2 separate regions of the Homo sapiens genome follow, and region 1 is linked to region 2. The links are chromatin loops, found by intact Hi-C in ENCODE. Cell type or tissue: CD4-positive, alpha-beta T cell. All regions are shown on one strand. Links, peaks and the distances in the headings refer to the core of each region. The heading gives the core; the rest is flanking DNA. Region 1 overlaps PTPRH (protein tyrosine phosphatase receptor type H). Region 2 overlaps TNNT1 (troponin T1, slow skeletal type).

Region 1 (15,581 bases), core at 1,083-9,082, 68 kb after region 2:
CAGGGTGGTCCTGATCTCCTGACCTCGTGATCCACCTGCCTCAGCCTCCCAAAGTGCTGGGATTATAGGCATGAGCCACCATGCCCGGCTGTTATATGCAGATTTTCTACTGTGTAGGGGACAATTGTTCAAGGGTCAACTATCCATCATTTTCACAGGTGACCTGGTTGCTGAAGAGTGACTCCTGGCCAGGCATGGTGGCTCACCCCTGTAATCCCAACACTTTGGGAGGCTGAGGTGGGTGGATCACTTGAGCCCAGGAGTTTGAGACCAGCCTGGGCAACATAACAAAACCCAGTCTCTACTAAAAAAACAAAAGTTAGCTGGGTATGGTGGTGCACACCTGTCATCCCAACTACTCAGGAGGCTGAGCATAAGAGTCACTTGAACCCGGGAGGTGGAGGCTGCAGTGAGCTGAGATTGCACGACTGCACTCCAGACTGGGTGATAGAGTGAGACTCTGTCTCAAAAAAAAAAAAAAGAAAAAGAAAGCAAAACAAAACAAAAAGAACCCCAACAAAATAGCTGGGCATGGTAGTACATGCCTGTAGTCCCAGCTACTCAGGGGACTGAGGCAGGAGGATCACTTGAGCCTGGGAGGTGGAGGCTGTGGTGGGCATGATCGTATCACTGCACTCCAGCCTGGGCAACAGAGTGAGACCCTGTCTCAAAAAAGAACAAAACGAAACAAAACAAAAAAGTGATTCTTGCCTTCCTTAGCTTAGACTAGTGGTTCTCAACAAGGGTGATTTTGCTCCCAAAGAGACACCGGGCAATGTCTGGAGACGCTTTTGGTTGTCACAGCTTGGAAGTGGGAGTGCTGCTGGCACATAGTGGGTGGGAAGCAGAGGTGCAGCTCAATATCCTACAATGCGCAGGACGGCCCCCCCACAACAAAGAAGGATCTAGCCGGAAACGTCTGTAGTGCCGAGGCGGGGGAAACACTTTGCTGGTTGTGAAATCATCCCTGGCATGGACGGCTTCTGTTCTCCCCAGATTGAGGCTTCATCTTCTCAGAGGTCCTGCTGGCTGGGGAAGGACTCCCCGGCAGCGGAGCCTACCCAGATCTGGTGGTGTCTTTTTTTTTTTTCTTGGTTTGTTTTTTGAGACGGAGTTTTGCTCTTCTTGCCCAGGCCGGAGTGCAATGGTGCAATCCCGGCTCACCGCAACCTCCGCCTCCTGGGTTCTAGTGATTCTCTTGCCTCAGCCTCCTGAGTAGTTGGGATGACAGACACGCGCCACCACGCCCAGCTAATTTTTTGTATTTTTAGTAGAGACAGGGTTTCTCCATGTTCGTCAGGCTGGTCTCGAACTCCCAACCACAGGTGATCCTCCCGCCTCGGCCTCCCAAAGTGCTGGGATTACAGGCGTGAGCCACCGCGCCTGGCTGATCTGGTGGTGTCTATGGGTGCTCTCAGGCTCTGATGGCACAGTTCTCCCAAGATCTGTCATTAGATGTCTCGTCTTAGGGTAGGCTCAAGCCTATGGCCCATCTTCATCAGCCTTGAAGGCCCCCAAGCTGCAGCTTCTCAGCAATCCTGGGAAGAGTGTGTTTGTTGACAGGGAACTGAAGGGTCTTACAACCTGTACGGGAGACTTGGCCTCACAGAATGGACTTGGCCTCACAGAATTGGACTAGAGGACCTGTTCTCTCAGGGATCCTTGTTACTAAGGGAGAGAACTTTCTAAGCAATGGGGTCTGGCAAAGCCCAGTTCAAACAGCATCCACTGGTCACCACATCAACCCTCAGTCTCTCTCCAGATTGGAGACCCAATCTCATAAGAAACCCTATTCCTAGGAAGTGATTGATGGGGCAAAGTGAAGCTTATGGCCATGGTCTTGGTACATGGCCAGGTCTTTCCAAAGCTTAAGCTCCAAAGTTTTTCAGGTACCCCATTGATTACTGCAAGATGATACAACCACATTAGGAAAAATAAAACCCGGGGTGGGGGGTAGTTAAATGTATAGTTCCCATGTGATCCCTCAGTTCCACTACTGGGTATAGACCCAAGAGAAATAAAAACATACGTCCACACAAAACCTATCCACAAACGTTCCTAGCGGCATTACCCATAATGGTCAAAAGTGGAACTACTCAACTGACCCATCAACTGGATCAATGAATGGATAAAAATGAATGGGTAGGCCAGGTGCGGTGGCTCACACCTGTAATCCCAACACTTTGGGAGGAGGAGCCAGGAGGATTACTTCAGGTCAGGAGTTCGAGACCAGTCTGTCCAACATGGCAAAACCCCATCTCTACTAAAAAAATTTAAAAATTAGCTGGGCATGGTGGCTCATGCCTGTAATCCCTGCACTTCAGGAGGCCGAGGCGGGTGGATCACCGGAGGTCAGGAGTTTGAGACCAGCCTGGCCAACATAGCAAAACCCCATCTCTATTAAAAGTATAAAAGTTAGCTGGGCGTGGTAGGAGGCGCCTATAATCCCAGCTACTCAGGAGGCTGAGGCAGGAGAATCGCTTGAACCCGGGAGGTGGAGGTTGCAGTGAGCCGAGATTGCACCACTGCACTCCAGCCTGGGCGACAAGAGTGAAACTCCGCCTCAAAAAATAAAAAATAAAAAATAAAAAGTTAGCCAAGCATGGTGGCACATGCCTGTGATCCCAGATACTTGGGTGGCTGAGGCACAAGAATTGCTTGAACCCTGGTAGCAGAGGTTGCAGTGAGCAGAGATCATGCCACTGCACTCCAGCCTGGGTGACAGAGTGAGTCTCAAAACAAAAACAAAAACAAAAAAACAAATTATGCTCAGTGAAAGTGGCCAGTCACAAAGAAACACATAATGTATGATTGCATTTTTTTTGTTTTTGAAACAGGGTCTCGTTCCTTCACCCAGGCTGGAGTGCAGTGGCCCCGATCATAGTTCACTGCAGTCTCAACCTCCTGGGCTCAAGTGATCCTTCTGACTCAGCCTCCTGAGTAGCTAGGACTACAGACACACACCACCACAGCTGGCTAATTTTTTAAAATGTAGAGATGGGGTCTCACTCTGTTGCCCAGACTGGTCTCGAACTCCTGAGCTCAAGTGATCCTTCCACCTCAGCCTCCCAAAGTGCTGGGATTCCAGGCATGAGCCACTGTGCCCACTCTATGATTGCATTTTAATGAAACGTCCCAGAGAGGCAAATCTATAGAGATTGAAAGTGGATGAGAGATTTCCGAGGGCTGGGGGCTGGGGAATGGGAGAACTAGGGGGTGGTGGCTCAGCGGGGTGAGCTTTCTGTTGGGGGTAATGAAAATGTTCTAAAATTGATAGTGATGATGGTTGCACAATGTTGTGAATATAAGAAGAGTCACTGAATTGTAACTTTAAGTGGTGAGTTGTGGATGGCGCGGTGGCCCACACCTGTAATCCCAGCACTTTGGGAGCCTGAGGCAGGCAGATCACCTGAGGTCAGGAGTTCGAGACCAGCCTGGCCGACATGGTGAAACTCCATCTCTACTAAAAATCCAAAAATTAGCCGGGCGTGGTGGCACGTGCCTGTAGTCCCAGCTACTCAGGAGGCTGAGGCAGGAGAATCACTTGAACCCGGGAGGCAGAGGTTGCAATGAGCCAAGATCGTGCCACTGCACTCCAGCCTGGACAAGAAGAGCAAAACTCCATCTCAAAATACAAAATAAAAAAGATGTTTCAAAGGAAATGAGAAACAAAAGAGTCCCACTGATTTCCTCACAATGGGGCCTGATGGGGTCTACCGAGAATTTCATCATAGCTGGCTGGCCCGCGCGGCTCCGCTCACCTGCACTCTCGGTGTGGCAGACCACAGAGTGAGACACGACCTTCATTCCGTCCCAGATGGTCGTGATGGTGGCTGGGTAGGACCGAGCCGGCCCGAGACCCAACACAGACACAGCCTCCCCACATGAAGATCTGTCCTGGGAGCCCCGCTGTCCTCCCACCTCCAACTCAAAGGCCTCGTAGCCTCCCTGGGGGCAGGACCAGATCAAGTTGACTCCATAGCCCGCTGAGGTGCTGACACAGGAAGTGATGGTGACTGTGTCTGGGTCTGGGTGAAGGAAGCAAGAGGTCAGCAGTGCCATCCAAGGTGGCTTTCCACCCCCTCCACCCCTACCCCCAGTTTTCTGAGACGAGCCCATCCCTTCCTCGCCAAATCCAAACTACCTCATCTTCCCTCCTTTTCTGTCCTCCCCGAATGGACACAAATAAGTCCTTTTAAACTACAACTCCCATGAGGCCTTGGGCTCCTCCATCACTGCAGCTCATGAAGTCATGGCCTGTGGCCTGATGGAATTTGTATTCCATTCATCTCTCAGCTCGCAAGGACTGTGAGCTAAGCCCAGTTCACCACTTGAAGGCAGGAAGGGGATTCTCACATGTGGACGCACAGAGGCTCTGCGTGGAACTGGCTACGTCATTCCTCTCTGCCCACACGGTGAAATTGTACAACGTCCCGGGTTCCAGGGCCTCCACTTTGTACCACGTCTCATTGGTCCTGCTGGTCTGGTTGACCCAATTCGCTTGGGGATCTTGCCCCCTCCGGGGATGTCCCTTGCTGGCCCACTGGACCCAGTATACGTACAACTGAGAGTGGGGGTCTCCAGGGGCCTTCCACCACAGCATGACTGAGTTCTTAGTCTGAGTTTCATTCTGGAGATCTGTGACCTCATTGGGAGCTGAGAAGTGAGAACAGAGGCCTAAGGGGGTATCCTCGAAGACCCTCCTACCCCAGCCTGTCTGCCTCTCCCCCACAGCAAAGCTGAGATATCCATTATTGATGGCTCCAGTGGCTAAGGAGGCTGAACCACAGGAAAGAGTCTAGATACCCAAAGACCATGGGGACCAGAATCTCCTAGCCCTCTCCGTCCCCTGGCTACAGCCCTGGGTCCCACCCTGTCATCTTTCTGTTCTTCCCAAATGCACACCAATTCCACCTACTGAAACTACAGTTCCCATGAGGCTATGGATTCTCTGTATCGCTTCAGCTTATGAAGTCATGGCCCCATGGTGTGATGGGATTTGTAGTCCTCCACCTCTCATGGCCCTCGAGATCTGATCTCTGTATTTTCTTTCCCACAGGAACCCCAGGTAGGGTGTCTTCTCACTCTAGACACACCACGTTTGTAGAGGGAGCTGATAAATTTCATCTTTTTAGCCCAAATGACCAAGGATTAAAGAGTTCCAGGTTCAGGCCAGGCATAGTGGCTCACTCCTGTAATCTCAGTGCTTTGGGAGGCCGAGGCGGGAGGATCACTTGAGCCCAAGAATTCGACACCAGCTTGGGCAACATAAGGAGACCCTCTCTCTACAAAAAATATTTTTTTAAATGAGCTGGGCATGGTGGCGCATGTTTGTGGTCCCAGCTACTCAGGAGGCTGAGGTGGGAGAATCAGTTGAGCCCAGGAGGTCGAGGCTGCAGTAACCATGATCACACTACTGCACTCCAGCCTGGGCAACAGAGCAAGACCCTGTCACACACACAAAAAAGAATGAACCTAGTCTCCAGAGTGATTTTGATTTTTCTCATGAGTGGGACCCACCGTGCCTAGGCTGAGAGGTGGGGCCCTCTCGCTTCATCTAATTCCCTGGGACCAGCTGTTGGCTATTGTCCAGCTGGTGACTTTGTCAGCTCCTGAGAGGTGGTGCTGGACAATTGAGGGCTCCCCCTGACCCCAAAGAGTCCATTTCCCAAAGGGAGAAAAAACAGGTCCCACAGCTTGGAAAGCCCTGTCTGCTAAGAAACGACACCCACTAGGAACGGGACCTACAGGTTTAAGCTCCGGCCGGTGAGGCTGGAGAGGCCCATGGGTACTCTTCATCTCCCAAGGAGCTCCCAAAGTCCTTTCATCTTTTTCCTTCCCCCATCCTAATAGGGCTGGGTTCAGAACCGACTGTGTCTCACCAGTGGCTGCAGTGAGGGTGCTGTTATAGCCTCTGACCTCATTCCTCTCGGCCCAGACGGTGAGGTGGTACAGGCTGCCAGCTTCCAGTTCCTTTAGGGTGATGTCAGTACCTGAGGTGCTTTGGGTCCTGGGGTCAGTCATGCCTTCCCTGACCCATGAGACCCAGTAGCTGTAGGAAGACTGGCCTGGGCCCTGGGGAGCTGTCCAGCGCAAAGCAATGGTGCTGTTGGTCCAGTCCTGCTTGCTGAGGCTTGTCACTGCGTTGGGGACTGGGAGAGGGAGCAGAGTCAGGATTTCCACATCCCCTAGTCCTCAAGAGTCCAGAACACAGTGATACGCCCTGTCCTTGTGCAGCCCAGCTCATCCAGAAACACTTCCTGGCAGGGCACAGTGGCTCAGGCCTGTAATCCCAGCATTTTGGGAAGCTAAACCGGGAGGGTTGCCTGAGCCTGGGAATTTGATACCAGCCTGAGCAAAATAGTGAGACCCTATCGCTACTAAAAATTAAAACAAATTAGCTGGGCATAGTAGCACATGCCTGTAGTCCCAGCTACTAGGGAGGCTGAGGTGGGAGGATCGCTTGAGCTTGGGAGGTTCAGTCTGCAGTGAGCTATGATTGTGCCTCTGCACTCCAGCCTGGGAGACAGAGCAGGACCGTCTCAAAAGAAAGAAAGAGAGAGAGAGGCCGGGCGCAGTGGCTCACGCCTGTAATCCCAACACTTCGGGAGGCCAAGGTGGGTGACTTGAGGCCAGGAGTTCAAGGCAAGCTTGGGCAACATGGCAAAACCCTGTCTCTACTAAAAATACACAGATTAGCTGGGTGTGGTGGTGCGTGCCTGTTGTCACAGCTACTTGGAAGGCAGAGGCAGGAGAATTGCTTGAGCCCAGGAGGCAGAGGCTGCAGTGAGCTGAGATTGTGCTATTGCACTCCAGCCTGAGTGACAAAGGAAAACTCTGTCTCAAGAAAGAAGAAAGAAAAGAAGGAAAGAAAGAAAAGAAAGAAGGAAGGAAGGAAAAGAAAGAAAGAGAAAAGAGAAAGAAAGAGAGAAAGGAAGGGAGGGAGGAGGGGAGGGAGAAAGGAAGGAAGGAGGGAAGGAAAGAGAAGGAAAGAAAGAGAAAGAGAAAGAAAGAAAGAGAGAGAGACAGAAAAAAAGAAAGAAAGAAGGAAAGAAAGAGAAAGAGAGAAAGGAAGGAACAAGGAGGGAAGGGAGGAAGGAAGGCTTTAAAGGAAGGAAAGAGAAGGAAAGAAAGAGAGAAAGGAAGGAAAGAAAGAAAGGAAAGAGAGAAAGCGAGAAAGGAAGGAAGAAAGGAAGGAAAGGGAAGGAAGGAAGGGGAAGGGAAGGAGAAAGAAAGAAAGAAAAGGCCTGTGTCCCCACAGCCCCACACTCAGCGGGAGAAGTCTGGATGGGCTCTCTTCTTCCTCAGGGCAGAGCCAGCCCCCAGCTGTGATTACATCTGTCCTGTGGACTTGGAGAGGCAGATGTCTGCAGAGCCTACGGACTACAGAGCCAGAGCCCAGAAGAGGTGCCACGCCGCTCCTGCTGGTTCTTAACCTCTCACCAAAACAGGGAGTGGCCGTTGAGGGTTCCTACCTGTGGAGATGCTGACATTCTGCCTGGAGCCACGTGCTCCATTTTTTTCTGCCCATACAGAGAATGTGTACAAGGTTCCGGGCTCAAGTCTCTCAGCTGTCACACTGGTATTTGTTGTGTTTCGGGTCTCTGTGCCACCACCGTCTCCAGTGTACTCTACCCAGTAGGTGTAGTCCTGAGGGTATGGGCCATCGGGGACTTCCCAGCATAGGGCGATGGAGCTGTTGGTCTGAGTCTCCATATGGAGGTTTCTCACTGGGTTGGGGGCTGAGAAAGTAGGAAGAAGATCCTATGTTGTCGGAGATACAGAACAGAACGGGGCAGGAGTGGGCCCCTCACTGCCCTCAACCATCTTAGCTCTTGTTCAACTGCTGGTGCCAGCAGATGCAGGGTGTATGTTCTAGACCGTGTTTCTCAGACTAATGTGCCGGGCGTGGTGGCTCACGCCTGTAATCCCAGCACTTCGGGAGGCTGAGGCAAGGGGATCACCTGAGGTCAGGAGATTGAGACCATCCTGGCTAACACGGTGAAACCTGTCTCTACTAAAAATACAAAAAATTAGCCGGGCGTGGTGGCTGGTGCCTGTAGTCCCAGCTACTCGGGAGGCTGAGGCAGGAGAATGGCGTGAACCCGGGAGGCGGAGCTTGCAGTGAGCCGAGATCGCGCCACTGCACTCCAGCCTGGGCGACACAGCGAGACTCCGTCTCAAAACAAACAAAAAAAACAAACAAAAAAAACAAAATAAAAATCTCCAATGGAATAGCATTAAGAGGTAGGGCCCTTGCAAGATTAGGTCATAAAGGTGAAGCCTTTATGCCTGGGGTTACTGCCTAAGAGAGGCCCAATGGCCCAGCACAGTTTCACATTTCATGTGAGATTACATGCCTGTAATCTCAGCAATTTGTGGGGCTGAGGTAGGGAGATTGCTTGAGGCCAGGAGTTAGAGACCAGCCTGGACCACACAGCAAGACCTCATCTCTAAAAAAAATAAATTAGTCAGGCATGGTGGCCCACGCCTGTAGTCCCTGCTACTTGGGAGGCTGAGGTCGGCGGATTGCTTCAGCCCAGGAATTTGAGGCTGCAGCGAGCTACGATCCTGCCACTGCACTCCAGCCTGGATGACAAAGCGAGACTCCAGCTCTAAAAAAAAGAAAAAAATAAGAGAGACTCAAGGGAGCTTTGTGTGGTGATGAAGACAGTCTCTCACTTTCCAATATGGTAGGCATTAGCACCGTGGAGGATGAAGGGGGGACTGGGAGCCCCTCAACAGGCCTTTTGAGCACATGAAATGTGAAACTGAATTTGCAGTTTCATGCAACTTTAATGAGTTTAAATTTAATAGCCACGTGTGGCTAGTGGCTACCATATTGGACAATGGAGGTGTAGACACAGGGAGCTGTCCACATCAGGGTCATGGAGCTGATGATCTGAGTTTCCATCCTCAATATGTGACACAGTTGGGAACTAGAAGAAGAGTCAGAGGGTCAGAGTGTCCCCACTCACAGTATCTAATTCCTTGAAAGCTCAGGTAACATGCCTTGGCCCCTACACATTCCTCTTGGTGCAGGAAGGTGCCCCTTGGCATTATGGTCCACATTCTAGAGAGTCCTAGACACAGACTGGCCCCAACTTAGCAGCTGGAGGTACCATGGACATTCATTCCTTCTTCATCTCCTGAGCTGAGACTGCCCCAGGATGTGGACATGAGTACCTGGCTCAATATGGCCCAGAGGGACTATGGAATAGACAATCGTCTACATTCTACTGCTTACTGTCCCTTAAACAAATAAGAGATCAAACAAATGGCGACTGCCTCTCACCTGTGGTGGCATTTCGAGTCTCCCGGGAGCTGTTGATTCCATTCTTCCCCACCCACACGGAAAACACATACAAACACCCGGGTTCAAGTCTATCCACGGTGATGTTGGTGTGTGCTGTGCTTCGAGTCCCTGCTCTGCCACCATCTCCAGTGTACTCAACCCCGTAGGTGGAGTTCTGTGGGTCTGGGCCATCGGGGACCTCCCAGGTCAGGGCGATGGAGCTGTTGGTCTGAGCCTCCACTGTCAGGTTTCTCACTGGGTTGGGAGCTGAAAACCAGCACAGGAGGGAAAATCAGTTGTAGTTTCTGGCCCTCAAACTTTCCAGCCCTTCCTTAACCATTGCATCCAGCAGGTGGAGGCAGGGAGGCCCAGTTCTGCACTGTCCAGTGTGGCAGCCACGAGTTCCACGTGAGTGTTGAGCACCGTGAGGTGGCTTTTGTGAAATGAGATGAGCCGTTAGTGTAAGATCCACACCGGCTTTCGAAGAGTTCGTATGAAATTAAGAATTAAGAATGTCAACTATCTGATTGATCCTATACACACACACACACACACATATATATACACATACACATATATATACACACACATATATATACATACACATATATATATATATTTTGTGGGTATATACTCAGTGTGTATATTTAATGATCCTTTCCTTATATTGATTACATGTCAAAATGATAATATTTTGTATCTGCCAGGCGCAGTGGCTCACACCTGTAATCCCAGCACTTTGGGAGGCTGAGGTAGGCGGATCACCTGAGGTCAGGAGCTCAAGACCAGCCTGGCCAACATGGCGAAACCCCGTCTCTACTAAAAATACAAAAGTTAGCCAGGTATGGTGGCATATGCCTGTAGTCCCAGCTACTCAGGAGGCTGAGGCAGGAGAATACTTGAACCCAGGAGGTGGAGGTTGCAGTGAGTCAAGATCATGCCACTACATTTCAGCCTGGGAGACAGAGACTCTGTCCCAAAAAAAAAAAAGGGCTGGGCACGGTGGCTCACGCCTGTAATCCCAGCACTTTGGGAGGCCAAGGCGGGTGGATCACAAGGTCAGGAGATCGAGACCATCCTGGCTAACACGGTGAAACCCGTCTCTACTAAAAATACAAAAAATTAGCCAGGTGTGGCGGTGTGCGCCTGTAGTCCCAGCTACTCGGGAGGCTGAGGCAGGAGGATGGCCTGAACCCGGGAGGCAGAGCTTGCAGTGAGCCAAGATTGCGCCACTGCACTCCAGCCTGGGCGACAGAGGGAGACTCTGTCTCAAAAAAAAAAAAAAAAAAATTGTATCTGATGGGCTACATAAAATATCTCATAGTAATTTAGTTTCTTTCTTTCCTTCCTTCCTTCCTTCCTTCCTTCTTTCTTTTTTGAGACAGGGTTTCTCTCTGTTGCCCAGGCTGGAGTGCAGCAGTCCAATCAGAGCTCACTGCAACCTCTGCCTCCCGGGCTCAAGCGATCCTCTCACCTCAGCCTCCCGAGTAGGTGGGACCACGGGAACACGCCACCACAGCTACTTTTTTATTTTTTTTGTAGAGACAGGCTGACCAGTTTCTTTGTACTTATTTTTATGTGGCTGATAGAAAATTGAAATTCTCACCTGTGGCTTCCACTGTGTTTCTATTGGACTAAAGAACCTGTCACATTTTGTCAGCTCCCAACCACCCCCTACCACTGTCCTTATAAAAGAAATAAAAATAAAACAGCGGCTGCCTCTTACCTGTGGCACTAGTGACAATCTCCACAGAGCTATTTACTCCGTCTTTCTCCACCCACACAGAACACGTATACAATGACCCGGGTCCAAGGCCATCCACGGTGACTCTGGTGTCTGTTGTGTTTCGAGTCTCTGTTCTGCCACCATCTCCAGTGCACTGAACGCAGTAGGTCGAGTTCTGTGGGTCTGTGCCATCGGGGACCTCCCAGCTCAGGGAGATGGAGCTGGTGGTCTGAGCCTCCACTCTCAGGTTCCTCACTGGGTTGTGAGCTGAGAAATTAGGAAGAAAGATCTAATATGAGCAGGACTACAGAACATAACGGGGGCAGCCAGTGAGCTTTTTGTTTGTTTGTTTTTTCGAGACAGAGTCTCTGTCTGTCATCCAGGCTGGAGTGCAGTGGCACGATCTCGGCTCACCACAGCCTCCGCCGTCCGGGTTCAAGCGATTCTCCTGCCTCAGCCTCCCGAGTAGGTGGGACTACAGGTCTGCACCACCACACCCGGCTTATTTTTATATTTTTTCACCATGCTGGCCAGGCTGGTCTCGAACTCCTGACCTCAGGTGATCCTCCCACCTCGGCCTCCCAAAGTGCTGGGACTACAGGCGTGAGGCAACATGCCTGGCCAAGTGGGCATTTTTGATCATCAGAGTTCCTAGTTGTCCCTCAACAGCTGGTGCCAGTAGATGCAGAGTTTATGGTCTAGACCAGGGCTTCTCATTCTTTGCTGTGTGCACATCTCACAGGGGACCTTGTGAAATGCAGGTTCTCACTCAGCAGGGCTAGGATGGAGCTGAGAGACTGCACTCCCCCCCACCCTTTTTCTCCCCCACCAGTGTCACTTGCCAATGTATTTCCATCAGCTCTCAGAGACCCGGATGCTGCCCACACATGGACCACACTTTGAGTAACAAAGACCTGAGCCAGCGCTTTCCAACTGAGCTTCTGCAACGATGGAAATGCTCTCCCACCTTCCAGTATGGTAGGAGAACAGAGAAGGAAATGGAAGCCCTTCAACAGGGCTTTCAAACATATGAAATGTGAAACTGAATTTGCAGTTTCATGCAACTTTAACGAGCTTAAATTTAATAGCCATGTGTGGCTGGTGGCTACCATATCGGACAATGGAGATCTAGCCAGAGGGAGCTCTCCACATCAGGATCATGGAGCTGATGATCTGAGTTTCCATCCTCAATATGTGACGCAGCTGGGGACTAGAAGAAGAGTCAGAGGGTCAGAGTGTCCCCACTCACAGTATCTAATTCCTTGAAAGCTCAGGTAACATGCCTTGGCCCCTACACATTCCTCTTGGTGCAGGAAGGTACATTCTAGAGAGTCCTAGACACAGACCGGCCCCAGCTTAGCAGCTGGAGGTACCATGGACATTCATTCCTTCTTCATCTCCTGAGCTGAGACTGCCCCAGGATGTGGACATGAGTACCTGGCTCAATGTGGCCCAGAGGGACTATGGAATAGAAATCCGCTACGTTCTCCTGCCTACTGCCCCTTAAACAAGTAAGAGCAAAACAAATGGCGACTGCCTCTCACCTGTGGTGGCATTTCGAGTCTCCCGGGAGCTGTTGATTCCATTCTTTCCCACCCACATGGAAAACGCATACAAACACCCGGGTTCAAGTCCATCCACGGTGATGTTAGTGTGTGCTGTGCTTCGAGTCCCTGCTCTGCCACCATCTCCAGTGTACTCAACCCCGTAGGTGGAGTTCTGTGGGTCTGGGCCGTCGGGGACCTCCCAGGTCAGGGCGATGGAGCTGTTGGTCTGAGCCTCCACTCTCAGGTTCCTCACTGGGTTGGGAGCTGAAAACCAGCACAGGAGGGAAAATCAGTTGTAGTTTCTGGCCCTCAAACTTTCCAGCCCTTCCTTAACCGTTGCATCCAGCAGGTAGAGGCAGGGAGGCCCAGCTCTGCACTGTCCAGTGTGGCAGCCACGAGTTCCACGTGAGTGTTGAGCACCGTGAGGTGGCTTTTGTGAAATGAGATGAGCCGTTAGTGGAAGATCCACACCGGCTTTCGAAGAGTTCGTATGAAATTAAGAATGTCAACTGTCTCATTGATCCTTTATATATATTTGTGTGTGTGTGAGTATATACTTGGTGTATATATTGAATGATCGTTTTTATATTGATTACAAGTCAAAATGAAAATACCTTGTATCTGCCAGGTGCAGTGGCTCACACCTGTAATCCCCGCACTTTGGGAGGCCGAGGCAGGCGGATCACCTGAGGTCAGGAGTTCGAGACCAGCCTGGCCAACATGGCGAAACCCAGTCTCTACTAAAAATACAAAAGTTAGTTGGGCATGGTGGCACATGCCTGTAGTCTCTGCTACTCGGGAGGCTGAGGCAGGAGAATCACTTGAACCCAGGAGGCAAAGGTTGCAGTGAACCAAGATCATGCCACTGCACTCCAACCTGGGCGACAGAGCAAGACTCTGCCTCAAAAAAAAAAAAAATTGTATCTGATGGACTACATAAAATCTCTCATAGTAATTTAGTTTGTTTTTCTTTTCTTTTGTTTTCTTTTGTTTTCTTTTCTTTTTTTTTTTTTGAGACAGGGTTTCTCTCTGTTGCCCAGGCTGGAGTGCAGCGGTCCAATCAGAGCTCACTGCAACCTCTGCCTCCCGGGCTCAAGCGATCCTCTCACCTCAGCCTCCCGAGTAGATGGGACCACGGGAACACGCCACCACAGCTACTTTTTAATTTTTTTGTAGAGACAGGCTGACCAGTTTCTTTTTACTTATTTTTATGTGGCTGATAGAAAATTGAAATTCTCACGTGTGGCTTCCACTGTGTTTCTATCCAACTAAAGAACCTGTCGCATTTTGTCAGCTCTCAACCACCCCCTACCACTGTCCTTATAAAAGAAATAAAAATAAAGCAGTGGCTGCCTCTTACCTGTGGCAGTAGTGACAGTCCCCACAGAGCTATTTACTCCGTCTTTCTCCACCCACACAGAACACGTATACAATGACCCGGGTCCAAGGCCATCCACGGTGACGTTGGTGGCTGTTGTGTTTCGAGTCTCTGTTGTGCCGCCGTCTCCAGTACACTGAACCCAGTAGTTGGAGTTCTGTGAGTCTAGGCCATCGGGGACCTCCCAGCTCAGGGAGATGGAGCTGGTGGTCTGAGTCTCCACTGTCAGGTTCCTCCCTGGGTTGGGGGCTGAGAATTGGGAAGGAAGGTCTGACAAAAAGGGAACCAGGTCAGTACAATCCCTCCCAACCCCTGAGCTCACGCCCCAAGTCCAGAAACAACGGCGCTCATAAACCCCTACCATGGACCACTGGACCCCACGGGGACCCCCCAGAGGCTCACGGCAGTTGCGGTCCCACCTCTTCGAGTGGGCAGTGAGTTCAGGCAGGGGTCACTCACCAGGCGCCCTGGCCCCTGTCCAGCTGCACAGGCCCTGGAGGGAACCCAGAGAAAACGGAGTCAGCCTCTCAACCACTCCTCCGCCCAGTGAGGCCGAGGGGCTGGGAGGAGCGGCTGGTCCCCGCCCCATGAGTCACCCTTGCATGGGAAGGAGGGGCCGGTGTTAGGCTGGGCTGTCACGACCTCGACCGTCTTTCCTGGGTCGAGGAGAGAAGGGGGAGCATGGCAGGAGCAGAGCTTAGGGAGCTGGGGTTGGCTCCACCCGATAAGGCTGAGAGATAAAATTAATGATTTCATTTCCTGAAATATATGTCCTTGGAAAACCGAGGGCAGAGAGCAATGAACAGACTGGGAAGGGAGAAAAAAACCAAGGTTGGGGATCAGGAACCTTGGCCTGAGGGTGGAGGGCCTGGGGGCCTGGGGGCCTGGGTCTGAGGGAGGAGGGGCTGGGGGTCTCGACCTCTGGTTTGAGGGAGGAGAGGTTGGGGGCCTGGACTCCTGAGTCTGAGGGAGGAGGGGCTGGGGTCTGGACTCCTGGGTCTGAGGGAGGAGGGGCTGGGGGTCTCGACCTCTGGTTTGAGGGAGGAGAGGTTGGGGGCCTGGACTCCTGAGTCTGAGGGAGGAGGGGCTGGGGGTCTGGATTCCTGGGTCTGAGGGAGGAGGGGCTGGGGGTCTCGACCTCTGGTTTGAGGGAGGAGAGGTTGGGGGCCTGGACTCCTGAGTCTGAGGGAGGAGGGGCTGGGGTCTGGACTCCTGGGTCTGAGGGAGTAGGGGCTGGGGGTCTGGATTCCTGGGTCTGAGGGAGGAGGGGCTGGGGGTCTGGACTCCTGGGTCTGAGGGAGGAGGGGCTGGGGGTCTCGACCTCTGGTTTGAGGGAGGAGAGGTTGGGGGCCTGGACTCCTGAGTCTGAGGGAGGAGGGGCTGGGGTCTGGACTCCTGGGTCTGAGGGAGGAGGGCCTGGGGGCCTGGGGGCCTGGGTCTGAGGGAGGAGGGGCTGGGGGTCTCGACCTCTGGTTTGAGGGAGGAGAGGTTGGGGGCCTGGACTCCTGAGTCTGAGGGAGGAGGGGCTGGGGTCTGGACTCCTGGGTCTGAGGGAGGAGGGGCTGGGGGTCTGGATTCCTGGGTCTGAGGGAGGAGGGGCTGGGGGTCTGGACTCCTGGGTCTGAGGGAGGAGGG
Region 2 (16,196 bases), core at 6,533-14,532:
TCGAATTCCTGACCTCGTGATCCGACTGCCTCGGCCTCCCAAAATGCTGGGATTACAGGCGTGAGCCGCCGCGACCGGCCAGATTTTTTTTTTTTTTAAAGGACAACCTTTTGCATTACTTAAGTCTTTCCAAGGCATGCGCTGGTACAACACAAACTTTTCCCATTACATGCAGCTAGTCTAGTGTCCAGACGTCATGCACAACACCTCCGTGGCATCAGCGCACTGCGCCCACTCCCACTGCGACCCTGCTCATTTGTGCATCATATCTGGAGGAGTGGCAATAGTTCTGGAAAGAGGAGGGAAGAGGAGGCAGCGTGAGGGCCCGGTGGAGAGGAGGTCAGCTGAAGTTGTGCAGAGCAAGCCTGCATATCATTGGTGCAAACCCAAGCATCATTGCATCGCTGATGTTTTGTTTTGTTTGGTTTTGTTTTGTTTTTGAGACGGAGTCTCACTGTGTCGCCCAGGCTGGAGTGCAGTGATGTGATCTCGGCTCACTGCAACCTCCGCCTCCCAGGTTCAAGTGATTCTCCTACCTCAGCCTCCCAAGTAGCTGGGATTACAGGCGTGCTCCACGCCTGGCTAATTTTTGTATTTTTAGTAGAGACAAGGTTTCACCATGTTGGCCAGGCTGGTCTCGATCTCCTGACCTCAAGTGATCCACCCGCCTCAGCTTCCCAAAGTGCTGGGATTACAGGCATGAGCCACCACACCCAGCTGATGTTCTTTAGTAGGAATATCTGGTGGAACCCCAAGATGGGGTCTTCATCCGCCACGAAGCCTGTTTCTATAGAAAGGGATAGTTCTGGTGGCTCTTAGGTGTGGTCCCTGAACCCCACACTTTCCACATACTTACACACCAACCTCCTTCCCCCAGGAAAACAAGAAGTCGGTCTTCAGGGTGTTACCGTGTAGCTCTGGTTCTGTATGTATTCTGTGCCTTTATGTATAATTGTGTGTATTTGCAATCATGTCTGTGGCTGGATGTATGTTGTTTATGAGTTTGTGTTTATGGTTTGTTTTTGTTTGTTTGTTTGTTTGTTTTGAGATGGAGTTTCACTCTTGTCATCGCCCAGGCTGGATTGCACTGGCGCAATCAAAAAAGAGTAAAATAACAGAAATCAGAATGGGCTTATAATACTCTTACCCCTCTCCACACAGGACAGAAGAGTCAATTTTATACTTTTGTGGATGTTCTAACTTCACCTGCTTATCTGAACCATCTTTATGGTGCAGACTAATATCTATTTTTCTGCTGTTACAGAAGAAGTGGGAACATTTTCTTCTTATCTTTCTGAGGTTATTTACACCAGTGAGGAGGGCCTGCAGTTCCAAGGTTAAGCACCAACATTCCACTGTTACCATTGAGAGCAAAGAGCAGACCCTAGAAGTGAAAACAAAACCTTTACCACAGGAAGACAAGAGCAAAAGATGATGTTCTTGAGTGGCATATGAAGATGCTCACAGCCAACATCACATGCCTATCAGATATTTTATGTACATCATCTCATCAACTCCAGGAGGCAGAGACTAAGAGACTAGCCCCAGTCACAGAGCTAGAAATTGGCCAAGACAAGGTTCAATCTGAGGACTGTCAAATCCAGAACTGGAATTTCTTTTTTTTTTTTTTTTTTTTGAGATGGAGTCTCGCTCTGTCACCCAGGCTGGAGTGCAGCGGCATGATCTCAGCTCACTGCAACCTCCACCTCTTGGGTTCAAGCGATTCTCTTGGGACTACAGGTGCACGCCACCACGCCTGGCTAATTCTTGTATTTTTAGTAGAGACGGGGTTTCACCATGTTGGCCAGGATAGTCTCAAACTCCTGACCTCATGATCTGCCCGCCTTGGCCTCCCAAAGTGCTGGGATTACAGGCATGAGCCACTGCACCTGGCCTTAGAAGCCTCAGTTCCTGATGGCAGTTGGGATCTGCCTTTCCTTCCCTGGACTGCCTACCTCTTGTCTTTTAGGTTACATATGAGAAAACAAACCTCCAATTCACCAAAACTATTGTTATTTGGGGAGCTGTCTCTTACTATCAGCCAAACATAACTCCTCAATGACACTGTTAGTTTAGCACTGCCATTATAATCAGGAGGGATCTGGGTCCAGCTGCGGGAACATGAAGAGGCACTAGTGGGATGACCACAGCCAGCCCCTGTTGATTCACCAGGAGACTGCAGATGCATGAGCAAGTCCAGCCAAGATCAGCCAGACAAGAACTCCCAGCGGAGCCCAGCCCAATTTGCCAACTCTCAAACTATAATTTTTTTTTTTTTTTTTGAGACGGAGTCTCGCTCTGTCTCCCAGGCTGGAGTGCAGTGGCGCGATCTCCCCTCACTGCAAGTTCCACCTCCTGGGTTCACGCCATTCTCCTGCCTCAGCCTCCCGAGTAGCTGGGACTACAGACGCCTGCCACCACACCTGGCTAATTTTTTTGTATTTTTAGTAGAGATGGGGTTTCACTGTGTTAGCCAGGATGGTCTCAATCTCCTGACCTCATGATCCGCCCGCCTTGGCCTCCCAAAGTGCTGGGATTACAGGCATGAGCCACCGCGCCCAGCCCTCAAACCATAAGTTAAATAGATGACTGTTGACTCAAGCCACTAATATTTGGGGTAACTTTTTTCTTTTTTCTTTGCTTTTTTTTTTTGAGACCAAGTCCCACTCTGTCATCCAGGCTGGAATGCAGTGGCATGACCTCGGCTCACTGCAACCTCCACCTCTGAGGGTCAAGTGATTCTCCTGCCTCAGCCTCCTAAGTAACTGGAATTACAGGCACCAGCCACCATGCCTGGCTACTTTTTGTGTGTTTTCAGTAGAGATGGGGTTTCACTATGCTGACCAGGCTGGTCTTGAACTCCTGGCCTCAAGTGATCCACCCGCCTCAGCCTCCCAAAGTGCTGGGATTACAGGCAGGGGTGAGCCACTGCGCCCACCTGGGGTAACTTTTTATGCCACAAAAGCAAACTGATGCAAGGCATTCCAAGAGGCCTTTGAGCCTCTTGCAAGTCAAGCTGATTGCAAGACACTCTGCCTTTGATAAAATGTAGTGGACAGAGAAGCAGTGGTTTCAGTGGCAGAGATGACAAATTGTTGCCCAATATTCGTTGTCCCCTTCTTTCTCAACAAAATGGAACCTCTGATTATGCTGGGTTTAGCATAGCCATCTAGAATAATGGTTACATATCCCAGTGTCGGGCCTCCGAGCCCAAGCTAAGCCATCATATCCCCTGTGGGCCTGCACATATACATGAAGATGGCCTGAAGCAACTGAAGATCCAAAAAAGAAGCGAAAATAGTCTTACCTGATGACATTCTACCATTGTGATTTGTTCCCGCCCCACCCTAACTGATACGATATATTCTGCCTGGTCCTTAAGAAGGTACTTTGTAATATTCTCCCCCGCCTTTAAGAAGGTACTTTGTAATATTCTCCCTGCCCTTGAGAATGTACTTTGTACGCCCATCCCAAACCTATAAGAACTAATGATAATCCCACCTTTGCTGACTCTGTTTTCGGACTCAGCCCACCTGCACCCAGGTGAAATAAATAGCCTTTTTGCTCACACAAAGCCTGTTTGGTGGTCTCTTCACACGGACGTGCGTGACATTTGGTGCCGTGACTAGGATCAGGGGACCTCCCTTGGGAGATAAATCCCCTGTCCTCCTGCTCTTTGCACCGTGAGAAGGATCCACCTATGACCTCGGGTCCTCAGACCAACCAGTCCAAGGAATATTTCACCAATTTTAAATTGGGTAAGCAGTCTCTTTTTACTCTCTTCTACAACCTCTCTCACTATCCCTCAACCTCTTTCTCCTTTGAATCTTGGCGCCACCCTTCAGTCTCTCCCTTCTCTTAATTTCAGTTCCTTTCCTTTTCTGGTAGAGACAGAGGAGACGTGTTTTATACGTGAACCCAAAACCCCAGCGCTGGTCACGGACTCGGGAAGACAGTCTTCCCTTGGTGTTTAATCACTGCGGGGACGCCTGCTTGATTATTCACCCACGTTTCAGAGGTGTCTGATCACCACGGGGACGCTTGCCTTGATCCTTCACCCTTAGTGGCAAGCACCACTTTCCTGGGGGGCAAGCACCCCCCACCCCTTCTCTCCATGTCTCTACTCTCTCTTTTCTCTGGGCTTGCCTCCTTCACTATAGGCAACCTTCCACCGTCCGACCCTCCTTCTCCCTTAGCCTGTGTTCTCAAGAACTTAAAACCTCTTCAACTCACACCTGACCTAAAACCTAAACACCTTATTTTCTTCTGCAATGCTGCTTAACCCCAATACAAACTCGACAATGGTTCTAAATAGCCAGAAAACGGCAATTTTGATTTTTCCATCCTACAAGATCTAGATAATTCTTGTCGTAAAATGGGCCAAAGGTCTGAGGTACCTGATATCCAGGCATTCTTTTACACATTGGTCCCTCCCTAGTCTCTGTTCCTAATGCGACTTGTCCCAAATCCTCCTTCTTTCCCTCCTGCCTGTCCCCTCAGTCTCAACCCCAAGCGTCACTGAGTCTTTTCAATCTTCCTTTTCTACCGACCCATCTGACCTCTCCCCTCTTCCCCAGGCTGCTCCTCCTCAGGTCGCTCCCCACCAGGCTGAATCAGGCTCCAATTCTTCCTCAGCCTCCTCTCCCCCGCCCTATAATCCTTCCATCACCTCCTCTCCCCACACCCGATCCAGCTTACAGTTTTCTTCTGCAGCTAGCCCTCCCCCACCTGCCCAGCAATTTCCTCTGAAAGAGGTGGCTGGAGCCAAAGGCATAGTCAAGGTTAATGCTCCTTTTCCTTTATCCGACCTCTCCCAGATCAGTTAGTGTTTAGGCTCTTTTTCATCAAATATAAAAACCCCGCCCAGTTCATGGCTCGTTTGGCAGCACCCCTGAGGCCCTTTACAGCCCTAGACCCTGAAGGGTCAGAAGGCCTCTTATTCTCAATATGCATTTTATTACCCAATCTGCTCCTGACATTAAATAAAGCTCCAAAACCCCCACAACAGGACTTAATTAACCTCGCCTTCAAGGTGTACATTAATAGAGTAGAGGCAGCTGCATAGCAACATATTTCTGAGTTGCAATTCCTTGCCTCCATTGTGAGAGAAACCCCAGCCACATCTCCAGCACACAAGAACTTCAAAATGCCTACGCCGCAGTGGTCTAGCATTCCTACAGGACCTCCTCCATCAGGATCTTGCTTCAAGTGCCAGAAATCTGGCCACTGGGCCAAGGAATGCCTGCAGCCCGGGATTCCTCCTAAGCTGTGTCCCATCTGTGCAGGACCCCACTGGAAATTGGACTGTCCAACTTGTCCGGCAGCCACTCCCAAAGCCCCTGGAACTCCGGCCCAAGGCCCTCTGACTGACTCCTTCCCAGATCTTCTTGGCTTAGCGGCTGAAGACTGACACTGCCCCATCACCTCGGAAGCCTCCTGGACCATCACAGATGCTCTGGGCAACTCTTACAGTGGAGGGCAAGTCTGTCCCCTTCTTAATCAATACGGAGGCTACCCACTCCACATTACCTTCTTTTCAAGGGCCTGTTTCCCTTGCCTCCATAACTGTTGTGGGTATTGACGGCCAGGCTTCTAAACCTCTTAAAACCCCCCAACTCTGGTGCCAACTTGGACAACACTCTTTTATGCACTTCTTTTTAGTTATCCCCACCTGCCCAGTTCCCTTATTAGGTCAAGACATTATAACCAAATTATCTGCTTCCCTGATCATTCCTGGGCTACAGCCACACCTCATTGCCACCCTTTTCCCCAGTTCAAAGCCTCCTTCACATCCTCCCCTTGTATCTCCCCACCTTAATCCGCAAGTATGGGATACCTCTACTCCCTCCTTGGTGACCGATCATGCACCCCTTACCATCCCATTAAAACCTAATCACCCTTACCCCACTCAACACCAATATCCCATCCCACAGCACGCTTTAAAAAGGTTAGGCCGGGCGAGGTGGCTCACGCCTGTAATCCCAGCACTTTGGGAGGCCGAGGCGGGCAGATCACGAGGTCAGGAGATCGAGACCATCCTGGCTAACATGGTGAAACCCCGTCTCTACTGAAAATACAAAAAATCAACCGGGTTTGGTGGCGGGCGCCTGTAGCCCCAGCTACTCGGGAGGCTGAGGCAGGAGAATGGCGTGAACCTGGGAGGCAGAGCTTGCAGTGAGCCAAGATCGTGCCACTGCACTCCAGCCTGGGCGACAGAGCAAGACTCCATCTCAAAAAAAAAAAAAAAAAAAAAAGGTTAAAGCCTGTTATCACCCACCTGTTACAACATGGTCTCTTGAAGCCTACAAATTCTCCTTACAACTCCCCTATCCTACCCATCCAAAACCAGACAAGTCTTACAGGTTAGTTCAGGATCTGTGCCTTATCAACCACATTGTCTTGCCTATCCACCCCATGGTGCCAAACCCGTATACTCTCCTATCCTCAATACCTCCCTCCACAACCCATTATTCTGTTCTAGATAAACCTAGCTGACCCCATAAATCCTAAATCCTTTCCCCACTCCCCTTTCCATTCCTTAAAAAACAGCCCTGGCCGGGCACAGTGGTTCACACCTGTAATCCCAGCACTTTGGGAGGCCGAGGCAGGTGGATCACAAGGTCAGGAGATCGAGACCATCCTGGCTAACATGGTGAAACCCCATCTCTACTAAAAATACAAAAAATTAGCCGGGGGTGGTGGCGGGTGCCTGTAGTCCCAGCTACTCAGGAGGCTAAGGCAGGAGAATGACATGAACCTGGGAAGCGGAGCTTGCAGTGAGCCGAGATCGCGCCACTGCACTCCAGCCTGGGCAACAGAGTGAGAGACTCTGTCTCAAAAAAAAACAAAACGAAACAAAAAAACAAAAAAAAACAGCCCTAAAAGCTGCTCCCACACTAGCTGTCCCTAACTCATCCCAACCCTTTTCATCACACGCAGCTGAAGTACAGGGCTGTGCTCTCAGAATTCTTACACAAGAGCCAGGACCGCGCCCTATAGCCTTTCTGTCCAAACAACTTGACCTTACTGTTTTAGCCTAGCCCTCATGCCTGTGTGTGGTGGCTGCCGCTGCTTTAATACTTTTAGAGGCCCTCAAAATCACAAACTATGCTCAACTCACTCTCTACAGTTCTCATAACTTTCAAAATCTATTTTCTTCCTCATACCTGATGCATATACTTTCTGCTCCCCGGCTCCTTCAGCTGTACTCACTCTTTGTTGAGTCTCCCACAATCACCATTGTTCCTGGCCCGGACTTCAATCCGGCCTCCCACATTATTCTGGATACCACACCTGACCCTCATGACTATCTCTCTGATCCACCTGACATTCACCCCATTTCCCCATATTTCCTTCTTTCCTGTTCCTCAGCCTGATCACACTTGGTTTATTGATGGCAGTTCCACCAGGCCTAATCGCCACACACCAGCAAAGGCAGGCTATGCTATAGTATCTTCCACATCTATCATTGAGGATACTGCTTTGCCTCCCTCCACTACCTCTCAGCAAGCTGAACTCATTGCCTTAACTCAGGCCCTCACTCTTGCAAAAGGACTACGCGTCAATATTTATACTGACTCTAAATATGCCTTTCATATTCTGCCCCACCATGCAGTTATATAGGCTGAAGGAGGTTTCCTCACTACGCAGGTGTCCTCCATCTTTAATGCCTCCTTAATAAAAACTCTTCTCAAGGCCACTTCTCTTCCAAAGGAAGCTGGAGTCATTCACTGCAAGGGCCATCAAAAGGCATCAGATCCCATTGCTCAGGACAACGCTTATGCTGATAAGGTAGCTAAAGAAGCAGCTAGCTTTCCAACTTCTGCCCCTCACGGCCAGTTTTTCTCCTTCACATCGGTCACTCCCACCTACTCCCCCACTGAAACTGCCACCTATCAATCTCTTCCCACACAAGGCAAATAGTTTTTAGACCAAGGAAAATATCTCCTTCCAGCCTCACAGGCCCATTCTATTCTGTCGTCACTTCATAGCCTCTTCCATGTAGGTTACAAGCCGCTAGCCCATCTCTTAGAACCTCTCATTTCCTTTCCTTCGTGGACATCTATCCTCAAGGAAACCACTTCTCAGTGTTCCATCTGCTATTCTACTACCCCTCAGGGATTGCTCAGGTCCCCTCCCTTCCCTACACATCAGGCTCGGGGATTTGCCCCCGCCCAGGACTGGCAAATTGACTTCACTCACATGCCCTGAGTCAGGAAACTAAAATACCTCTTGGTCTGGGTAGACACTTTCACTGGATGGGTAGAGGCCTTTCCCACAGGGTCTGAGAAGGTCACCACAGTCATTTCTTCCCTTCTGTCAGACATAATTCCACGGTTTGGCCTTCCCACCTCTATACAGTCTGATAACGGACCAGCCTTTATTAGTCAAATCACCCAAGCAGTCTCTCAGGCTCTCGGTATTTAGTGGCTCCTGGTTTTACCTCAAATCGCCTTAAGTCTCTCTTGAAGTGGATAGATCTTCAGTGGCAAGGTACCCTCCAATACTTTCACCCTGATGAAGTCCTATTCTTTACTTCTATGCTCACTGTTATTCTGGTTCCCATTCTTTTTTTTTTTTTGAGACAGAGTCTTGCTCTGTTGCCCAGGCTGGAGTGCAGTGGCGCGATCTCGGCTCACTGCAAGCTCCGACTCCTGGGTTCACACCATTCTCCTGCCTCAGCCTCCGGAGCAGCTGGGACCACAGGCGCCCGCCACCACACCCAGCTAATTTTTTGTATTTTTAGTAGAGATGGGGTTTCACTGTGTTAGCCAGGATGGTCTCAATCTCCTGACCTCGTGATCCGCCCGCCTCAGCCTCCCAAAGTGCTGGGATTACAGGGGTGAGCCACCACGCCCGGCCTTGGTTCCCATTCTTATGCCATCCTCTACCTCTCCCCAGCTATCTCCACCACACTATCAATCTCACTCTCTCCCAGCCATTTCTAATCCTCCTTTAACAAACAATTACTGGCTTTGCATTTCTCTTTCCTCCAAAATTGCCAAGGCCTCGACTTACTCACTGCTAAAAAAAAAAAGGACTCTGTATATTTTTAAATGAAGAGTGTTGTTTTTACCTAAATCAATCTGGCCTGGTATATGACAACACAAAAAAACTCAAAGATAGAGCCCCAAAACTCACCAGCCAAGCAAGTAATTATGCTGAACCCCCTTGGACACTCTCTAATTGGATGTCCTGGGTCCTCCGAATTCTTAGTCCTTTAATACCTGCTTTTCTCCTTCTCTTATTTGGACCTTGTGTCTTCTGTTTAGTTTCTCAATTTATACAAAACCGCATCCAGGCCATCACCAGTAATTCTAGAAGGACAAATGCTCCTTCTAACAACCCCCAGTATCACCCCTTACCCCAAAATCTTTCTTCAGTTTAATCTCTCCCACTCTAGGTTCCCACGCTGCCCCAATCCCACTCGAAGCAGCCCTGAGAAACATCGTCCGTTATCTCTCCATACCACCCCCAAAAATTTTCACCGCCCGAACACTTCACCACTATTTTGTTTTGTTTTTCTTATTAATATAAGACAGGAATATCAGGCCTCTGAGCCTAAGCTAAGCCATCATATCCCCTGTGACCTGCACGTACACATCCAGATGGCCTGAAGCAACCGAAGATCCACAAAAGAAGTGAAAATAGCCTTAACTGATGACATTCCACCACTGTGATTTGTTCCTGCCCCACTAACTGATACCATATATTCTGCCCCACCCTTAAGAAGGTACTTTGTAATATTCTCCCCGCCCTTGAATGTACTTTGTACGCCCATCTCAAACCTGTAAGAACTAATGATAATCCCACCATCCTTTGCTGACTCCCTTTTCAGACTCAGCCCACCTGCACCCAGGTGAAATAAACAGCCTTGTTGCTCACACAAAGCCTGTTTGGTGGTCTCTTCCCACAGACGCACGGGACACCAGCATCCCTACCAACTGGGTATGATAATGTAATTAACTTCTGTCAATGAGACTGAGTAGGAGTAAACATGTCTCCTTCCATTTTACCCCAGTCTGCGGTCTGAAACAGAGTGGGAACTATCTTACCCTATGGGCAAAGGCAACCCCCTGGGGAAAGGAGCTACACAGTAGGATGAGCTTGGACCCAGGCAATGTTACAAAACAGAGCCATCATCCCAACTCAGACTTTTACATGTGAAAGAAATCAACTATTGTCAGCCAGGCAAAGTGGCTCACACCTGCAATCCCAGCATTTTGAAAGGCTGAAGCGGGAAGACTGCTTGAGCCCAGGAGGTTGAGGCCGCAGTGAGCTGTGATTGCACCACTGCACTCTAGCCTGGGTGACAGAGGGAGACCCTGTCTCAAAAAAAGAAGAAGGCCGGGCACGGTGGCTCACGCCTGTAATCCCAGCACTTTGGGAGGATGAGGTGGGAGGATCACGATATCAGGAGATCAAGACCATCCTGGCCAACATGGTGAAACCCCGTCTCTACTAAAAATACAAAAAAAAAAAAAAATTAGCTGGGTGTGTTGGCACGGGCCTGTAATCCCAGGTACTTGGGAGGCTGAGGCAGGAGAATCGCTTGAACCAGGGAGTGGGAGCTTGCAGTGAGCTGAGATTGCGCCACTGCACTCCAACCTGGTGACAGAGCGAGACTCCATCTCAAAAAAAAAAAAAAAGAAAAAGAAAAAGAAATTAAAACAAAAAAAGAAAGAAAGAAAAAGAAAATCAACTGTTGTGTTGGTCCATTTGGGCTGCTGTAACAGAACACCGTAGACCTGGTCATTTACAAACAATACAAATGTATTGCTCACAGGTCTGTAGGCTGGAAAGACCAGGATCAGGGCGCCAGAAGACTCAGTGTGGAGGGAGGGCCTGCTCTCTGCTTCACAGATGGTGCCTTCTTGCTGTGTCCTCACACAGCCAAAGGGGCAAGGGGCTCTCCCTCAAGCCTCTTTTATAAGGACATTAACCCCATTTGTGAGGGCTCTGCCTTCATGACCTAGTCACCTCCTAAAGTCCCGTGGAATACTATTGCATTCATGATCAGGTTTCAACATGTAAATTTTGAGGGGATACATACATTCAAAGCATAGCAACTGTCTGGTTATTTGGGATTTAGGGCCCAGTGGCCAGACCCACATGGTCACTAATAAGACATCCCAAATGGAAAGTCGGAAAGGCAGAACAGCAAACAATACTTATTGTCACTGAACTGACTCTCCCATACGAAACTTTACGTGTCACTTTTTAAATTTACTTTTGCATTGTGTGTGTGTGTGCGTGTGTGTGTGTGCGTGTGTGTGTGTGTGTGTGTGTGTGTGTGATGGAGTCTCGCTCTGTCGCCCAGGCTGGAGTGCAGTGGTGTGATCTTGGCTCACTGCAACCTCCCCAGTTCAAGGCGATTCTCCTGCCTCAGCCTCCTGAGTAGCTGGGATTACAGCCACCACTATGCCCAGCTAATCTTTTTTTCTTTTTTTTTGTAATTTAGTAGAGATAGGGTTTCCTCGAGTTGGCCAGGCTGGTCACAAACTCCTGACCTCAAGAGATCCTCCTGCCTCCAGCTTGCAGTGAGCCGAGATCACGCCACTGCACTCCAGCCTGGGTGACAGAACGAAACTCTGTCTAAAAGAAAAAAAAAAGAGATCCTCCCGCCTCTGCCTCCCAAAGTTCTGGGATTACAAGCAGGAGTCACCTCGCTTGGCCTGCTTTTGAATTTCTTAATTTGGATATGCTTAACATATCATAAGATGTACCAACTAAAGTACAATTCAGAGTTTTTCAGTATATTCACGTTGTGCAACCATCACCACTATCTAATTCCAGAACATGTTCATCATCGAAAAAGAAACGCCATTCTCTTAGCCGTCATCTCTACCCACCGTCCCCTAGCCCCTCAAAAACACGAACCTCCTTCCTACTTCTGTGGATTTGCCTATTCTAGAAAATTCATATAAGTGGAATCATATGTGACCTTTGATGTCTGGTTCCTTTCGCTTAGTATGTTTTCAAGGTTCGTGCGTGTCACACCACATGTCAGCACTTCATTCCTTTCCGTGGCTAGACAACATTCCACTGTGTGGATGAACCAACGTATGTTTATCCGTTCATCAGTTAATGAGCATTTGAGTTGCTTCTGCCTTTTGGCTATTATGAAAAACTAGCGGTGGGCCAGGCGCGGTGGCTCACGGCTGTAATCCCAGCACTTTGGGAGGCTGAGGCAGGCGGATCACCTGAGGTCAGGAGTTCGAGACCAGCCTGGCCAACATGGTAAAATCCCGTCTCTACTAAAAACACGAAAATTAGCTGGCGTGGTGGCAGGCGCCTGTAGTCCCAGCTACTCGGGAGGCTGAGGCAGAATTGCTTGAACCCGGGAGGTGGAGGTTGCGGTGAGCCGAGATCTTGCCATTGCACTCCAGCCTGGGTGACAGAGTGAGACTCTGTCTCAAAAAAAAAAAAAAAAAAAAAAAAAAGCTGGGCATGGTGGCTCACACCTGTAATCCCACCACTTTGGGAGGCTGAGGCGGGAGGATCAGCTGAGGTCAGGAGTCTGAGACCAGCCTGACCAATATGGTGAAACCCTGTCTCTACTAAAAATACAAAAATTAGCCAGGCATGTTGGTGGGCACCTGTAGTCCCAGCTGCTTGGGAGGCTGAGACAGGAAAATTGCTTGAACCCGGGAGGTGGAGGTTGCGGTGAGCCGAGATCATGCCACTGCACTCCAGGCTGGGTGACAGAGCAAGACTCCATCTCAAAAAAAAAAAAAAAAAAAGATGCTGCGGCCGGTGCAGTGATTCACACCTAAAATCCCAACACTTTCAGAGGCTGTTGTGGGAGGATCACTTGAGCCCAGGAATTCAAGGCTGCAGTGAGCCGTGATCACGCCACTGCACTGCAGCCTGGGCGACAGAGCAAGACCCTGTCTCTAAAAATTAAAAATAAAAATGCTACTATGAACATTCATGTACAAGCTTTTGTGTGGACAAAGGTTCTTGGTTCTCTTGGATATACATCCAGGAGGGGAACTGCTGGGTCCTGCAGAAATGCTTTCACTTGTTGAGGAACCGCCAGGCTGCTTGCAAAGCTGTTGCATTTTCCATTCCCACCAGCAGTGTGTGAAGGTTCAGCCTGCCGTACTTTAATGATTATTGGTGACACTCTTTCAAGTAACTTGTTGGTAATAAGAAGTCAATTAACCAGGAGAGACCAGCTGCATCTCAACCATAATAACATCAGAGAACCCAGCGGGTGTCTGAGGGGAGCGTTTATTTCAAGCTACCGATGGGACAAACACTCCCAGGCTTCCCAGGTGCCACTGTCCGGGGCGGCATCCTCACTTCCAGCGGCCTCCAACGCGGCCCTTCCCTGCCCCCTTCCGGCTGTAGAAGAATGAGGTGGTATCAGGAAAAAGGGGCCCCTCCAGTCTCTGAAATGGGCCCCAGGCCCTCAATTCAGGAAGCCCATTCCCCAAAATATTAGCCCTCCCTGCCCAGAGGAAGCAGTGAGCAAAACAACTGTCACCTCTTTTGGGTTCTATGACTGGGGGGCAGCGGCTGGTGGTCAAAGCCTCGCTGACATGTGGGAGCTGATATTTGGGGGCGAGTGCAGGGTGTTCATGGGGGAGCTGATGAATGTTTATGAGTCAGGGGCCAGGGTGGGGGGAGGAAGGGTTGGATGATCTGGGCATGGGTGGGTAACACGCAGGAAGGGCTGGGGTGAAAGAGACAGGAAATGGGAGAAGAGGAGAAGGGAGAGGGAGAGGAGGGAGGAAGGAAGAGGGAGTGGAGAAACAGAGAGATTCAGGGAAGACCCTCTCGGCTGGGCGCGGTGGCTCACGCCTGTAATCCCAGCACTTTAGGAGGCCAAGGCGGGTGGATCACGAGGTCAGGAGTTCGAGACCAGCCTGACCAACATGGTGAAACCCCGTCTCTACTAAAAATACAAAAATTAGCCACGCTTGGTGGCGCGCACCTGTAATCCCAGCTACTCAGGGGGCTGAGGCAGGAGAATCGCTTGAACCCGGGAGATGGAAGTTGCAGTGAGCTGAGATCACTCCACTGCACTCCAGCCTGGGTGACAGAGCGAGACGCAGTCTCAATAAAAAAAAAAAAAAAGAAAGAAAAAGAAAAAGGAACTGAGACCCAGGATTCCGAGAGCAGAGAGAGGAGGACAGAGAAGGAAGGACAAAGAGAAAGGGGCAGAAACTCAGGCAGTGGGGGATGGAGCCCACAGAGGGAGGGAAAGAGGCCTGAGAGTCAGCGGGAGGGTAGGGACAAGAGCAAGGGCTTGAGACGGTCACACTCACAACTTCTGGGCGTGGCTGATGCGGTTGTACAGCACGTTGATCTGCGGAGGCAGAAGACAGATGCTGGGACAGCCGGTGGGGACGTGGGGACGGGCCACCCACCCCTGCCTGGAGTTTGCTGGTCCCTCCCAGCCCAGCCCTGCCCTCTCTCCCTCCCTCCCTGCGGAGCTGGGTCTCACCTCATATTTCTGCTGTTTCAGCTTCGCCATCAGGTCGAACTTCTCAGACTCCAGCTGGTGGATCCAGTCCGACAGCTCCTGGGCTTTCTCCCTGGCAGGGCAGGAGGGCTGTGATGGAGGCAGCCAGGCAGACCGGGCCCTAGGCCCAGGGACGGAGAGGAACTTGGGCCCAGAGAGGTTGTGGGAACCACCCAAAGCCACACAGCGAGACTGTGAGTTCAGCGTTGTCGGCACCATTTTGTTCATATTTGAGGCCGAGAGTTTTAAAATCTGTGCCCACTTTCTCCACATCCGAGCTGGAGCTCTCGCATTTCCCAAGGGGAGAGAAGGGTGTCATGATTAAGAGACCAGGCTCGGCACCTGTAATCCCAGCACTTTGGGAGGCAGAGGCCAGCAGAACACTTGAGCCCAGGAGTTCAAGACCAGCCTGGGCAACAAAGAGAGACCCCGTCTCTGCTAAAAATAATTAAAAAAATTAGCCAGGCAGGGTGTTTCCGGCTACTTGGGAGGCTGAGGCAGAAGGAACCTGGGAGGTCAAAGCTGCAGTGAGCTGTGATTGCACCACTGTATTCCTGCCTGGCAACAGAGCAAGACAAAAGAAAGGAAAGAAAAGGAGAAAGGAAAGTGGGGAGGGGAGGGGAGAGGAGAAGAGGGGAGGGGAGAGGAGAAGAGGGGAGGGGAGAGGAGAAGAGGGGAGGGGAGAGGAGGGAAGAAGAAGGGGAGGGAGGGAGGGGAGGGGAGACGAGGGGAGGGGAGGGGAGGGGAGACGAGGGGAAGGGAGGGGAGGGGAGAGGGGAAAGAAAAGGAAGAAAGAAAAGACCGAGCCCAGGCTCTGCAGTTAGAAGCCCCTGGTTCAATTCCCAGCCATGCCATTCTCTGGTTTATGAATATGTCACATGACTTCCTTTAGAATCCTGTTTCCTTCTCTAGAAAATATGGAAATAAAACTGTGGAAGAGATGGCTGCTTGCCTACCTGTTAGCCCTTCTCCCTTTCTTCTAGAAATAGCCTCTTGTGCATTAGGCTGAGTTGAAAAACTACTTTGCCCAATCTCCCTTGCAGGTAGGGGTGGCTACTCAGACGAAAGCAGGTCACTGGGTGCGGCTTCCAAAAGAGACTGTGTGGCTCTTCTCTTGCGTCTTCTTTCTGCTGCTTGGATCATCCATGTGAGGCTGGAGCTAGCAGCTATATTGGACTAAGTGATTTTGAGGATGGAAATATTGGGCTAAAAGTAGTGAGTGAAGCAGAAAACATAGGAGTCTGGTCTCTGATTTTGTAGAATTGCCATACCAGCCCTGGACTAAAACCTACCTTTCCTTCCTTCCTTCCTTCCTTCTTTTCTTTCTTTTCTTTTTTTTTTGATAGGGTCTCACTTTGTCACCCAGGCTGGAGTGCAGTGACACCATCACAGCTCACCGCAGTCTCAACCTCTCAGGCTCTAGTGATCCTCTCACCTCAGCCTTTTTTTTTTTTTTTTTTTAAGACAGAGTTTCGCTCATGTCGCCCAGGCTGGAGTGCAGTGGTGCCATCTCGGCTCACCGCAACCTCCGCCTCCTGGGTTCAGTGATTCTCCTGCCTCAGCCTCCAGAGTAGCTGGGATTACAGGCGCCTGCCACCACGCCCGGCTAATTTTTGTATTTTTAGTAGAGATGGGATTTCATCATATTGGTCAGGCTGGTCTCCTGACCTCAGGTGATCTGCCCGCCTCAGCCTCCCAAAGTGCTGGGATTACAGGTGTGAGC

Evidence for each region. Hi-C counts contacts between places; a loop is a spot of excess contacts. Peaks named below come from ENCODE experiments on the same cell type or tissue, not always from the same donor. Only the 100,000 strongest peaks of a DNase experiment are listed, where the experiment ranks them.
Region 1: it touches region 2 in a loop (7-fold over the local background); 2 of 110 quality-filtered maps call a loop at or near these places.

What each region holds. Positions count from the first base shown.
Region 1 is chr19:55,192,761-55,208,341 of GRCh38, forward strand. It overlaps PTPRH (protein tyrosine phosphatase receptor type H), which reads right to left. Exons shown (of 20, transcript NM_002842.5): 2 at 14,406-14,439; 3 at 13,929-14,195; 4 at 12,566-12,832; 5 at 11,022-11,288; 6 at 9,296-9,562; 7 at 7,476-7,742; 8 at 5,883-6,152; 9 at 4,357-4,656; 10 at 3,762-4,028. Among named protein-coding and RNA genes, the nearest start is that of PTPRH, 9.0 kb to the right of the region's middle. In CD4-positive, alpha-beta T cell, for the core only: no CTCF peak of the experiment used is centred there; a DNase peak (open chromatin) is centred at 4,970; H3K27me3 peaks cover 1,537 bases.
Region 2 is chr19:55,119,611-55,135,806 of GRCh38, forward strand. It overlaps TNNT1 (troponin T1, slow skeletal type), which reads right to left. Exons shown (of 14, transcript NM_003283.6): 12 at 14,456-14,594; 13 at 14,277-14,317; 14 at 13,088-13,350. The coding sequence ends at 13,305. It overlaps MIR7975 (microRNA 7975), which reads right to left and starts at 3,682; the gene lies at 3,615-3,682. RefSeq lists an enhancer at 1,321-1,410. In CD4-positive, alpha-beta T cell, for the core only: no CTCF peak of the experiment used is centred there; no DNase peak of the experiment used is centred there; H3K27ac peaks cover 54 bases; H3K27me3 peaks cover 1,621 bases.